Regions from separate parts of the Mus musculus genome. Here region 2 is linked to region 1. The links are chromatin contacts, found by Hi-C or POLR2A ChIA-PET in ENCODE. All regions are on one chromosome and are shown on one strand. The core of a region is the stretch at or near the end of the contact, and the rest is flanking DNA. Distances in the headings are between cores, read along the strand shown. Region 1 has its middle 19 kb from the start of Susd1. Region 2 holds the start of Hsdl2 (hydroxysteroid dehydrogenase like 2).

Region 1 (5,383 bases), core at 1,281-3,780:
CATGTGGTGTGTATGTGTGTGTGTGGTGATAGCGTGGTGGTTGAAAACATCTGAGCTTGTTTCTCTCAAGCTCTCCGTGAGCCTTGGGAAAGGCTCTTTTCCTTCCCTGTCAGTTTTCTCATCTGGAAGTTAGGATCGTAGTAGGTACCATCCAGTTGCTCCGAAGGTGTTGAGTTAAACCACAGAAGGTACTTAGGAAAGGTACTTAGGAAAGGTCATGGCGTAGAGAAAATACTAGGTGACTTTGATGGCTATTATTTCCTCATTTGTCAGCCTTCTTAGGCTCAGCCCCCCGAGATCAAATGTGCAACCGACCTCAACATTAGAAGCCCTGTCTTGTTAGAAACATTATAGAATGGAATGTCAGCCATTGTGGGGTGTGTTTCGCAACAACTGGTCTCAAATATCAGCAGTGGTCCACAGAGGACCATTGCTCTGCTGACAGGTGTGATCCCCTGACTGTCCCACCTTCCACCATCTCATGGTCTCCTTGGGCGATGGCTTCACTTGGAGCACAGCCTGTAGCCCAGGGCAGAGGTGTCTATGATGGTGTGACTAGAGGCAGGGAGGGGGGCTTGATGTTTTTAAACTGTAGCATACATAGATATAAGGCTTATTTGGACACAACCAGTTAATCTGGAATGAGTGTTTGCAGACAAAACACAGGACCCCTACTTGTGCTTGAACTCCAGATAAACAGTACTTTATTCAAACAAAAGAAATAGCTTAGACTACTGGACGACTCACAAGGCTGCTGGGGCGATCAGGAGTGCTGCTACAGCTCAAAGACCTTGCCTGGAGCTTGACCTCTCATACTCTCCAGGAGCTCTGGGTTGGTCCTACGTAGTTTTCCTTCCAGCTTAAGTTTATCTGTCCGAGTGTGCCAGTGGCCAGCAAGGCTGAAACAGACTGAGGTGTGTTGCTGCTCTAGTACTGAGTTCTCCTCACAAACTCCCACGCAAGGCAAGTTCCCACCGGAACTCTCTTCTCCAGCAGTAGCATCTCTATCTGGCCTGGTCAGCGGGACTCGGTGTGCTTCTGAGCAGTCTGGCAGGCCCTGTCTGTATTTGCAGCCTGTGTCAAGAGCAAACAAAACCTGCTATACGCTGGAAAATGCTCTTCCCCAAATACAAAATAGAAAGATATGTGGAAATCCTGACTTATACAAGACTGGAAGTTGGCAGACTACTAAGGATGATGAAATTTAATTATCGCTGCACATGTCTGGGTGTTCTGTTGAGAAGGCAGTGACGTCTGGATGGGCATAAACATAAATCATACAACGTTATGCGCAAAGCCCATAAAATCTGTTTTTCTTGTATTCCTTTCAACAAAATTACATTGGTACACTAAACATATTTACATAATTTGTATCCTATTGGCAGCAACTGCCTAAAAAGTATAAGTTGGCCAGTCATTTCTGTAAACTACCAGATAATTTTAAAATGATGTTTTTGAGAGCCATTTGTATTCTATGAAAGTTATTCAATTTCACCCTTGAGACATAAACCACCTACAGACAGCATATAAATTAATGAGCTCTAGTCAATTTCACACACAAAAGTAGCTGGATTCGGCCTGTGGAGTTGCAAGTAAGTTGTGATTAGGGTCAGTGAGATGCTTTGGTGGATAAAGGCAAGTGTGTTCAGCTTGATGACAAGGTCAACCCCCGCCCTCAGTACCCACACGGAGGAAGGAGGGAAATGACACTCCAAAGTTGCACTCTGACTGTACACAAACACACATATGCACACGATAAAAGTAATAGAAAGTATAAATGAAATTTGATTGTAGTCACAGGATGTAAAATTTAAATATAGTATTTAAAGGCTTAAAGTAAAAAAAAAAAATGAGGGCCAGGAATATAGCTCAAAATTTTGCATACCATTCAATAGGTTCAATCTCCAGCTCTGTAAATTAATTTATTAAATTAAAATTTAAAATTAAAATTATCTGCATAGATTTTCCCATACGTTGTCTTCTAAAATATTCAAGTCTATTAAAATTAAATGTAAAACATAAATTATGAATAGTGAATGTCAATTTTTTAAAGCCAAATTATGTAAGGAAAACTGACTTAGTTAATTTTGTAAATATTTGGTTAAAGTCTTACTAAAAACTTTTCTAAACATGGAACTATTTAGAGTTATCGTCGTAATGTTCATCTATTTGCTCATGTAGAGCAATATCATTGGTTCCTAAGAGTGAAACCCAGGCCATCTTGTCACAATTTAAGAGTAATAAGAACTGTTGGATTTTCAGTGTGCCAAATGTTCCTCGCCAGGCTCAGGAACAATATTTGCAAATACTATGCAAATTTGTGCGTACTTTTGGAGCCACAGAGTGGAGCAGGAAAGGCTAGGAAATGGATAATACTTCCATCACGCCAAAGCCTGTTCCCTCCCTGCTGAGTCAGGGGAGGATTTGAGCAGGTTAAATGCCCATTCTTTTTGCTGTGGTTTGTGGCTCCTCCCTCCGACGCTGGCATTGGTCCAAGGAGAAACTTTCCAGCTCCTGGAAGCTGATGTGCCCCTCCCCGTCCCCGGTTGTTTCAAGAACAAGACGCAAGAAATATGGAGAAATATTTCCGGGTCCAAAACTTGTGTCAGAGTGTGAGTGTCTGTAATTTCACTAACCCTAAGAAAAAGATGCCAAGGGACAAGACTCGTGTCTTTAAAATGGGGTCCTTACTATGTAGCTCAGGCTGGCCTTTAGCTCCTAGTCTCCGTGTCTCATTGTACTGAGTGCTGAGATTATTGGGTGTGTACCATCAGATCCACACAAATTCTCTCTCTCTCTCTCTCTCTGCCTGCATGGATATATGTGTGGTATGTATGCCCATGTGTACATGTAGCCATAGGTGTATGAGCCCACATAAGTGTGGAGTATTTTGCATGTGGAGGCCAGAGGCTGACACAGGGTGTCCAGCTGTCGCTCTCCACCTTCTTTATTGAGTCAAGGTCTCTTGCTGATCTCAGAGTTCACAGATCTGACTAGTTTAGCTAACCAGCTTGTCCCAGGGCTCTGCCTGGCTCCCTCTCTTAAATGCTGGGATTATAGGTGTGCCATCATAGGCAGCATACATGGTGAGTCCGGGGATCTGAGCTCAGGTCCCCACATCTGCACAGCAAGTGCTTTTACTGACCGAGTCGTCTTCCTCACCCTCACAAGTTAATATTTTTGTGTTTATTTCATGTCTTTCTTCTTTTAAGTTTTAAATTATATATACTCATTTTTGTTTGTCTTGTGTTTGGGTGTATGTGGGGAAGTGTGGGAGGGGTAAGTGGGTCCGAGAGAGCCGTGGTGCACAAAGGAGGTGGGAGAACCACCTACAGCCACCCAGGTCTTGATCCAAAGCAGGCAGGCAGGCAGGCATGGTGGCAGGCTCCCTCCGCTACTGAGTTGCCCACCAAATTTATTCTTTGTATGTCTTTCTATTAAAGTGTTCCATGACTAGCTGGTGGTAATGATCCACTCCTTTAATCCCAGCATTCAGGAGTCTGAGTTAGAGGCCAGCCTGGTCTGTAGAGCAAGTTCTAGGCTAAGCCCTGTCTCAAAAAATCAAGACCAACCAAACAAACAAAATGTTCCATGACTTACTAGTCCTTTAAAAAATAAAATCAAATGAAGGGGCTAAAAGTTGACTACTCAGTGGTTAAGAGCATTGGATGCTCTTCCAGAGGACCTGGGTTCAATTCCCAGCAACCACATGGCAGCTCACAAGTGCTTGTAACTCCAGTTCTAGGAGATTCATACATGCAGGCAAAACATCAATGCACATAAAATAAAAATAAATCATTAAAAAAGCCATCATTCCTAAGTGAGGGAAGAGGCTGTCTCTTGAGAGTCATCAGGATGTGTCCTGGTAGAGTTATTCTAAAAGGAAAAAGAAGGTGATTAATTGAATCTAACAATATAAAATATAAAGGGCATTAAAGTCCTGTATTTGAGATATAAAAATAAACAAGTAGCCAGGTCTGGTAGCTCCTGTCTGTGATCTCAGTACAGGTGGCAGAGGCACCTCTCACGTGGTCTACACAGAGAGTTCCAGGGATACTTAATGAGAGCCTGTCTCAAACAAAACAAAACAAAACAAAACAAAACAAAACAAAACAAAACAAAACACAGCAAGAACACCACCAACAAAAGCATCATTTTGCTGAGTTTTAAGTGTCAATATTTGTGGGAAAAGAGCCACTTGATTCTACTCTGGTCAGACAACCCTGTTATTTTCAGTTTTAGCATACAATAACTTTCTATGTACAAAGTTACAGGGAGCCCACCAGAGATGACCACTCAGATACTTATGGGCAATTGAAAGTCTTTATTCAGCCTGCTGGGACTGCACTCCGGCCTTCAGGACCCATAAGGCAAAAGCCAAATCCTGGTATCTTTCTCAGCAGCTGCGTGGGGGAAAGTTTGCACAAGCAAGCAGTTTAACAGAAGCTGAGGTGAATTATGCGACATCTTGACCTTGGGTTCCTAGAATAGAGTTGAATAGTTTTCCACAGAATTTTCCTTCAAGGAGAGCAAATTCTGGGTAAACCTGAAATGGCCTCAGCGATAATACAAGATGGAGGAAGCCTTGCACTGCCTCACCCTTTCGCACATGTAATTAAAACAACAACAAGGAAACAGGAGCTAACCAGAGTGACGAGAGCCCCGAAGCCATGTTAGAATGCCAACGGAGAAAGGTTTGAAACCTCCCAGCCCGTTTATCACATCTGAAAACACTGGTGAACTGAAGAGGAAGGGCAGGAGCTGAGCAGCTGGGGAACTCAGCTCAATGCTGAGGACTTACTGTCCAGCATTCCTGTACCCTTCTGTAAAGACATGAGCTATCATCTGCAGCAGGAACCACTTCTTCCTCTTGCAGTCCTGGGGGTCAGAACAGGCTGACCCCAGAGTCAGGCTTAGCCCTGGTGCAGGTTAGCTAATAATTGGTCTTATGACTGGTTTTATTGTGAGCACCAGCCCCGGGACAGTTGGTTCTGGACTTCCTCTCTGGGGTAGTTTGTATATGGTCGGCCCAGGGAGTGGCAGGATTAGGAGGTGTGGCCTTGTTGGAGTAGGTGTGTTACTGTGGGCATGGGTTTAAGACCCTAGCTGCCTGGAAGTGAGTATTCTGCTAGCAGCCTTCAGATGAAGATGTAGAAGTCTCAGCTCCTTTTGCACCATGCCTGCTGCCATGTTTCTGCCTTAATGATAATGGACTGACCCTCTGAACCTGTAAGCCAGCCCCAATTAAATGTTTTCCTTATGAGAGTTGCCTTGGTCATGGTGCCTGATCATAGCAGTAAAACCCTAAGACACTCTCTTTCTGTCTGCTGGATTATAAACTGAGAAGACAGAAGGACTGTGGCTGCTGCCATCCTCTGATCTT
Region 2 (5,383 bases), core at 817-3,316, 120 kb before region 1:
ATACCTGTCTGTCTTGTAGTATCAAAAATTTTTAAAATATATTCCCTTGGTTCTAGCAATTTCACTTTCAAGAATTTATCCCAGATAGTATATTCATCTATGTGTAAACAGACACATAGAGGGATAGTAAAGCCAGGCATGGTGGCACAGACTTTTAATCCCAGCACCTAGGAGGTAAAAGCAGGCAAATGTCTGTGAGTTCAAGGCCAGCCTGGTTCAAATCACAAGTTCAAAGACAGCCAGGTTTACACTCAATTCTTTTTTTAAATAGTTTTTAAAAAAGATTTATCTATTACTATTCATTAGTACACTGTAGCTGTCTTCAGATGCACCAGAAGAGAGTGTCAGACCTCACTATGGATGGTTGTGAGCCACCATGTGGTTGCTGGGATTTGAACTCAGGACCTTCGGAAGAGCAGTCAGTGCTCTTAACCGCTGAGCCATTTCACCAGCCCCGTTTACATTCAATTCAAACCAAAATAAAACAAAAGAATAATAATGGAAGCAAAGATAGAATAAAACACCACCAAGAAAAAGATAACAAACAGCTGGAAATGACTTAATATCCAACAATTGGAAACAGGTTAAGTACATAATGGTCTTCAATAATAGTTTGCAACCATTAAAGAGGACAAGGACAGGCTCATGCCTTTAATCTCAACTCTGGGGAGGCAGAGGCAGGAGGAACTCCCTGAGTTCAAGACCAGCCTGGTCTACAGAGAGAGTTCCAGGATAGCTAGGGCACAGACAAACCTTGTCTCAAAACAACAACAACAAACAAAACAAGAGGACAAAGACAAGCTGTGTGTACTGGAAACCTAAGTATGTGCCAAGACATGTCAGGTAAAAACAGCAAGCCCAAAATGGAGTTTGCTACTATTTTCTAAAAAGAAGGTATCCCTGTAAGGTATACAAAATATGTTGATAAGTACAAAAAATACAAACAGAAAGAAACTGGAGTTTTAAAGAGACTTATACCCTTTTGAACTATTTAAGTCTTTTAGCTGTCTATATGTGTCAAACTAATTACAGAATGGGCTTAACTTGTCACTCTGCTTAAGATAAACTTTATAGAACATAGTGGACCTACCTGAGTTCAGCAGGAACCAAGGGCAAGAAGAATCGGGAAGAACATTGTTTAATGGGTATTTGTTTTGATTTTGTAAAGTCCTGGTGACTGGCTGCACAATTGTGTCTCTATATAAGTGGGCTTGGGGGAGGGGGTGTAGACAAGGTTCTAACTCTGTAGCGTTTGCTGACAGAGTGAGCCTAGCACACTCACTATGTAGACCAGAACAGCCTCGAATCAATAGATCTTCTGACCCTGCTTCTGAGTGCTGGCATTAAAAGCAGGCGCCACCGCACCTGGCTAGGCTGGGATAAATATACTTCATTTTTAAGTAAAATAAATAAATAAACCCCTTACCAGAAATGTTCGTATTGTAACATTTTAACTCGCTACTAACTTGAAAACCATTTTCAAAACACCATTCTTCTATTATTCTACAATCAAGCATACAAACAGAAAATCTGAAGTCACTGTCTCAAGCGACCTTTCGCCTAGAAGATGAAAGCAACATTGTCACCAGGCCAAGCTAAAGGCGAGATGGGGCTACAACGGGTCGTCGGGGACACCTACGCTCGCGACCTTTCCCCGTGGAGTATCTGACACCACTGCCCCTTGCAGTGTACAACTTTTGAGTCTCAGTAGTACAGAACTTTGGGTTCTCGTGCATGCGCAGGTCCCAGCGACTCTATCTTTCCGCGAACCGGTGTTCCAGAGCGCGCGGCTCTGGGTTGCGCCGGCGACCTGCCGACTGGCCCCTGACCCCATCCCACCCCCGTCCTCTTACCCAGTGTTGGGCAGCATGACCTTCGCAGTTCAGAGAACTTGGTGGCAGTGGAACAGCAGCGAGCTGTGAGTGACAGGCGAACTTTCTCTCCGCATTTAGCCGCGCCCCGGGCCCCGCCCCGAGACCCGCTCGGGGACCGGCCCTCCTACAAGACCGAGATCCTACAAGACCGAGAGCTTACAAGACGGTGTGCGCCTGCGCACACCGGGCACTGGGCGGTTCTTCCCGCAGTTCTACAAACGACACCCAGGAAACCAACGCTCTGCGCAGGCGCTTTGGAGTACACCTCCGCCCCGCCCCTTTCCCGAGTCTGTAGGTGACAATCAGTTTCTCCTGTGGGCCACTGGCGTGTCTAGAGCATCATTACTACGTAGGCTTTTCCTCCTCAGCCTAGGTTCGGCGCATCGACGGCTCCCAGCCAGCCAGATGGCGGATTGAGGGGCGCTCCGGGGACTGACTTGAGGGTGCTGGGCGTCGTTTTCCCCTGTCTGTCCCCGAGCCAAGGCGCTCTCTCCGAAGAACACTTGTAGACATCTGAAAAATGCTTTTTGCAGAAGCCGGTCACTCTCATTTTCGCTGCCACTGAATCTAAATTTAGCCTGACCTCCAGTGTCTGGAGACAGGAGTTTCTGGAAGAGATCTTTGCAAAGGTCTCCCGCAAGCGTTCATCGTATGATCCGGGCCACAGAAATCAAGGTTGGAGAAGGAATCCTCAGTCCTGGAATGAATGCCGGAATGAGGTCGAGTCTGGGATTCAGTTTCGTTCTTGGAGTTATACCTAACTGAGCTACCCAGGAAATGAAATTGTTTTGTATTTTGTAGCGGGAGAAAAAGATGCTAACGAGGTTGTTATCTAAAGCTTAGTTCAGAAAACAACTTAAGACAGGTAGGTATATACTCTCCTAATTGTCAAACTTGCTGGATCTTTTGGAAGAGCAGCCAGTGCTCAGACAAGAGAAACCTGCACATCAAATCCTACACTCTCCTGACCCTGCGCAGCTAGAGCAGTTATTACTCCCTCCCTCTCCCTGACGATACCCCCACCCCCGCGGGGGGTGGGGAAAGGCAAATGCCAGCCTTGAGAACAAAAGAAAAGCAGCATACCCTAGCCTCCACGTCACTTAAACTCGACCCCTTTTGATTAACAACCAACATTTCTCACAGTGCAGATGGCTCCTTGCTGTTGAAGGAAACCGAAGCCAATACCCTTGAAATGATAATAGCCCACTCTTAGACTATGAAAAAGAGACAAACGTTCCCAGACAGCTGTGGCCGGTTGTAAACATATCAGAAGCGGTTCTGATAGCACAAGTTACTCTTCCCAGGTCAGAAAGGTACCTTTTCAGCTACACGGTTCTGCCCTGCTGTCTGAACAAATGTTATCAGGTTTAAAGGACAGCATTCCTTTACCCTCTCCTATATTGCCAACACAAAAACCCGCTTGCGGGTTTTTTTCTTTATAAACCCCCTTTACTTAGGCCTGGGGGTTCACTCTTTCCTGTTCTGTCAGGAAGGTTGGTGGCCCAAGCTCGAGCTTAAATAAAGACCCTCATGCGATTACAGTGGGGTATGATTCCTGGTCCTCTCCTTGGGATTTTTACAATCTGGGCACAACACTCTTAACCAGGGAACCATCTCTCTAGCCCTAATTAAATATTCAAATAAAAACGTATTATTAAACTGTGGCTGTTTACCCTTTTATCACCTTGACCATTAGCTATTGACACGTGAGTTTGTAACCTATAATAATGATTATTGATGATTCTAGAAGAGTGTACTTATTCAACAAATATTAGTACCTCTTAAGTGAGAAGAAACAGCAGGTAGAAAGGAACAAAATCTCTGTCCTTACCTAGGAGGTGTGAGTAGCCAGTTTGTCTTTGTAAATTCCAAATGTTTCAGAGAGATATGGACAGTTTAAAATGTTCCTTTGGCCCTTGACTGCTTTTACTGAATGGTCTGTATATTTGTCTGGTAGCAGTGAATTCTTTGGCTGAGAAGCACCTGAAAAATGTTCAACATCCTTAATCATCAGGGGAATGCAAACCAAAACAACCCTGAGATTCCACCTCACACCAGTCAGAATGGCTAAGTTCAAAAATTCAGGTGACAGCAGATGCTAGCAAGGATGTGGAGAAATGTGGGGCGTGGGTGTAGGGAAAGAGGGGCGAGGGAGAGAGCCCGCCTCGAACCAGAGTTCCTGTGTTCTGGGCGGGCAGATGGGCGGGCAGATGGGGGAGGACTGCCGTACCCTTTCCACGTGGCCCTGCATGGGTGTCTGGCTGTGTGGAGCCACTGATCCCAGCTAGGCGGGTGGTGGACAAGGGGCAGCCCCCATACCAGGTTCTCAGTCTCCGGCATCCCACACTGGATACAGCAGAGGAGATGAGAAAAGAATAGGGGCCCCAGGACAACACTCTCAGCCCCAGGGATACAAGAAGAGGGCAGAGGGAGAGAGGTTCCCACGCAGGCGAGTGTCCTTAGTCCAGTCCGTGGCTGGAGCACAGGAAGGCCGTCTGACGTGAAATTAGGCACAGTTCGTTAGGAGAGAGCCTATCCCATCATCCAAGCACAGTGAGCCTTGGTGAACAGAGACAGTCTATGGTTTTAGAGCTTTATTGTAGAAAGGCAGGGAGAAAGGAGAGAAGGTGGAAAGAGAGAGGGAGAGAGAGACCAGCCATGGCCAAGAGGAGGGAAGGGGGAAAGAGAGAGAAAGAGGAAAGGCTAGAGAGAGTGAGGAGAGAGAGTAAGAGAGTGAGGAGGGGCCAAGTAGCCCCTCTTATAGTGGCCTAGTATTGTTGTTGCTAGGTAACTGGGAGGAGTCTAGTCTGAAAGTCAGAAGCTTGGGACATTGAATACGTGGGGGCTTCTCCTGTGGGGGCTGTGGGAGCAGTAACTTTGACTGGAGCCAGGAGTCCAGGTTATCCCGTGTAGATGAAAATTATCACCACTGGGTTTCACCGGGGTTCACAACTTCAACTCGACTGGAGACTAGACTGTCTGTGCATAGCCCATTGCCCCACATCGAAAGAGGAACACTCAAATAAATTAATTAAAAAAAAAAAAAGCCGGTCGGTGGTGGCACACACCTTTAATCCCAGCACTTGGGAGGCAGAGGCAGGTGGATTTCTGAGTTCGAGGCCAGCTTGGTCTACAAAGTGAGTTCCAGGACAGCCAGGGCTATACAGAGAAACCCTGTCTCGAAAAACCAAAAAAAAAAAAAAAAAAAAGAAAGAAAGAAAGAAAGAAAGAAAGAGAAAGAAAGAGAGGAACACTCCTCTGTTGCTGCTGGGATTGCAAGCTGGTACAACCACTCTGAAAATCAGTTTGGCGGTTCCTCAGAAAATTGGACATAGTACTACCGGAAGATCCAGCAATACCTCTCCTGGGCATATACCCAGAAAATGTTCCAACTTGTAATAAGGACACATGCTCCACTATGTTCATAGCAGCCTTATTTATAATAGCCAGAAGCTGGAAAGAACCCAGATGTCCCTCAACAGAAGAATGGATGCAGAAAATATGGTACT

What was found. Hi-C counts contacts between places; a loop is a spot of excess contacts on that map. ChIA-PET counts read pairs that join two places held with the same protein, here RNA polymerase II (POLR2A).
Region 2: a loop to region 1 is called in a map of T-helper 17 cell, with 2.0 times the contacts of the local background. The contact joins the promoter of Hsdl2 here to the enhancer-like site in region 1. A Hi-C loop is called at or near these places in 2 of 37 maps with a recorded cell type or tissue (T-helper 1 cell and T-helper 17 cell). POLR2A ChIA-PET finds 5 or more read pairs at or near these places in 1 of 5 experiments (embryonic stem cell).

What each region holds. Positions count from the first base shown.
Region 1 is chr4:59,455,243-59,460,625 of GRCm38, reverse strand. No RefSeq gene overlaps it. Among named protein-coding and RNA genes, the nearest start is that of Susd1, 19 kb to the right of the region's middle. Within about 2 kb of position 2,530, at least 1 of the 3 ENCODE cell types and tissues checked has a DNase peak (open chromatin) inside an H3K27ac peak, as active enhancers do.
Region 2 is chr4:59,578,246-59,583,628 of GRCm38, reverse strand. It overlaps Hsdl2 (hydroxysteroid dehydrogenase like 2), which reads right to left and starts at 2,066. Exons shown (of 11, transcript NM_024255.3): 1 at 1,854-2,066. The coding sequence starts at 1,870.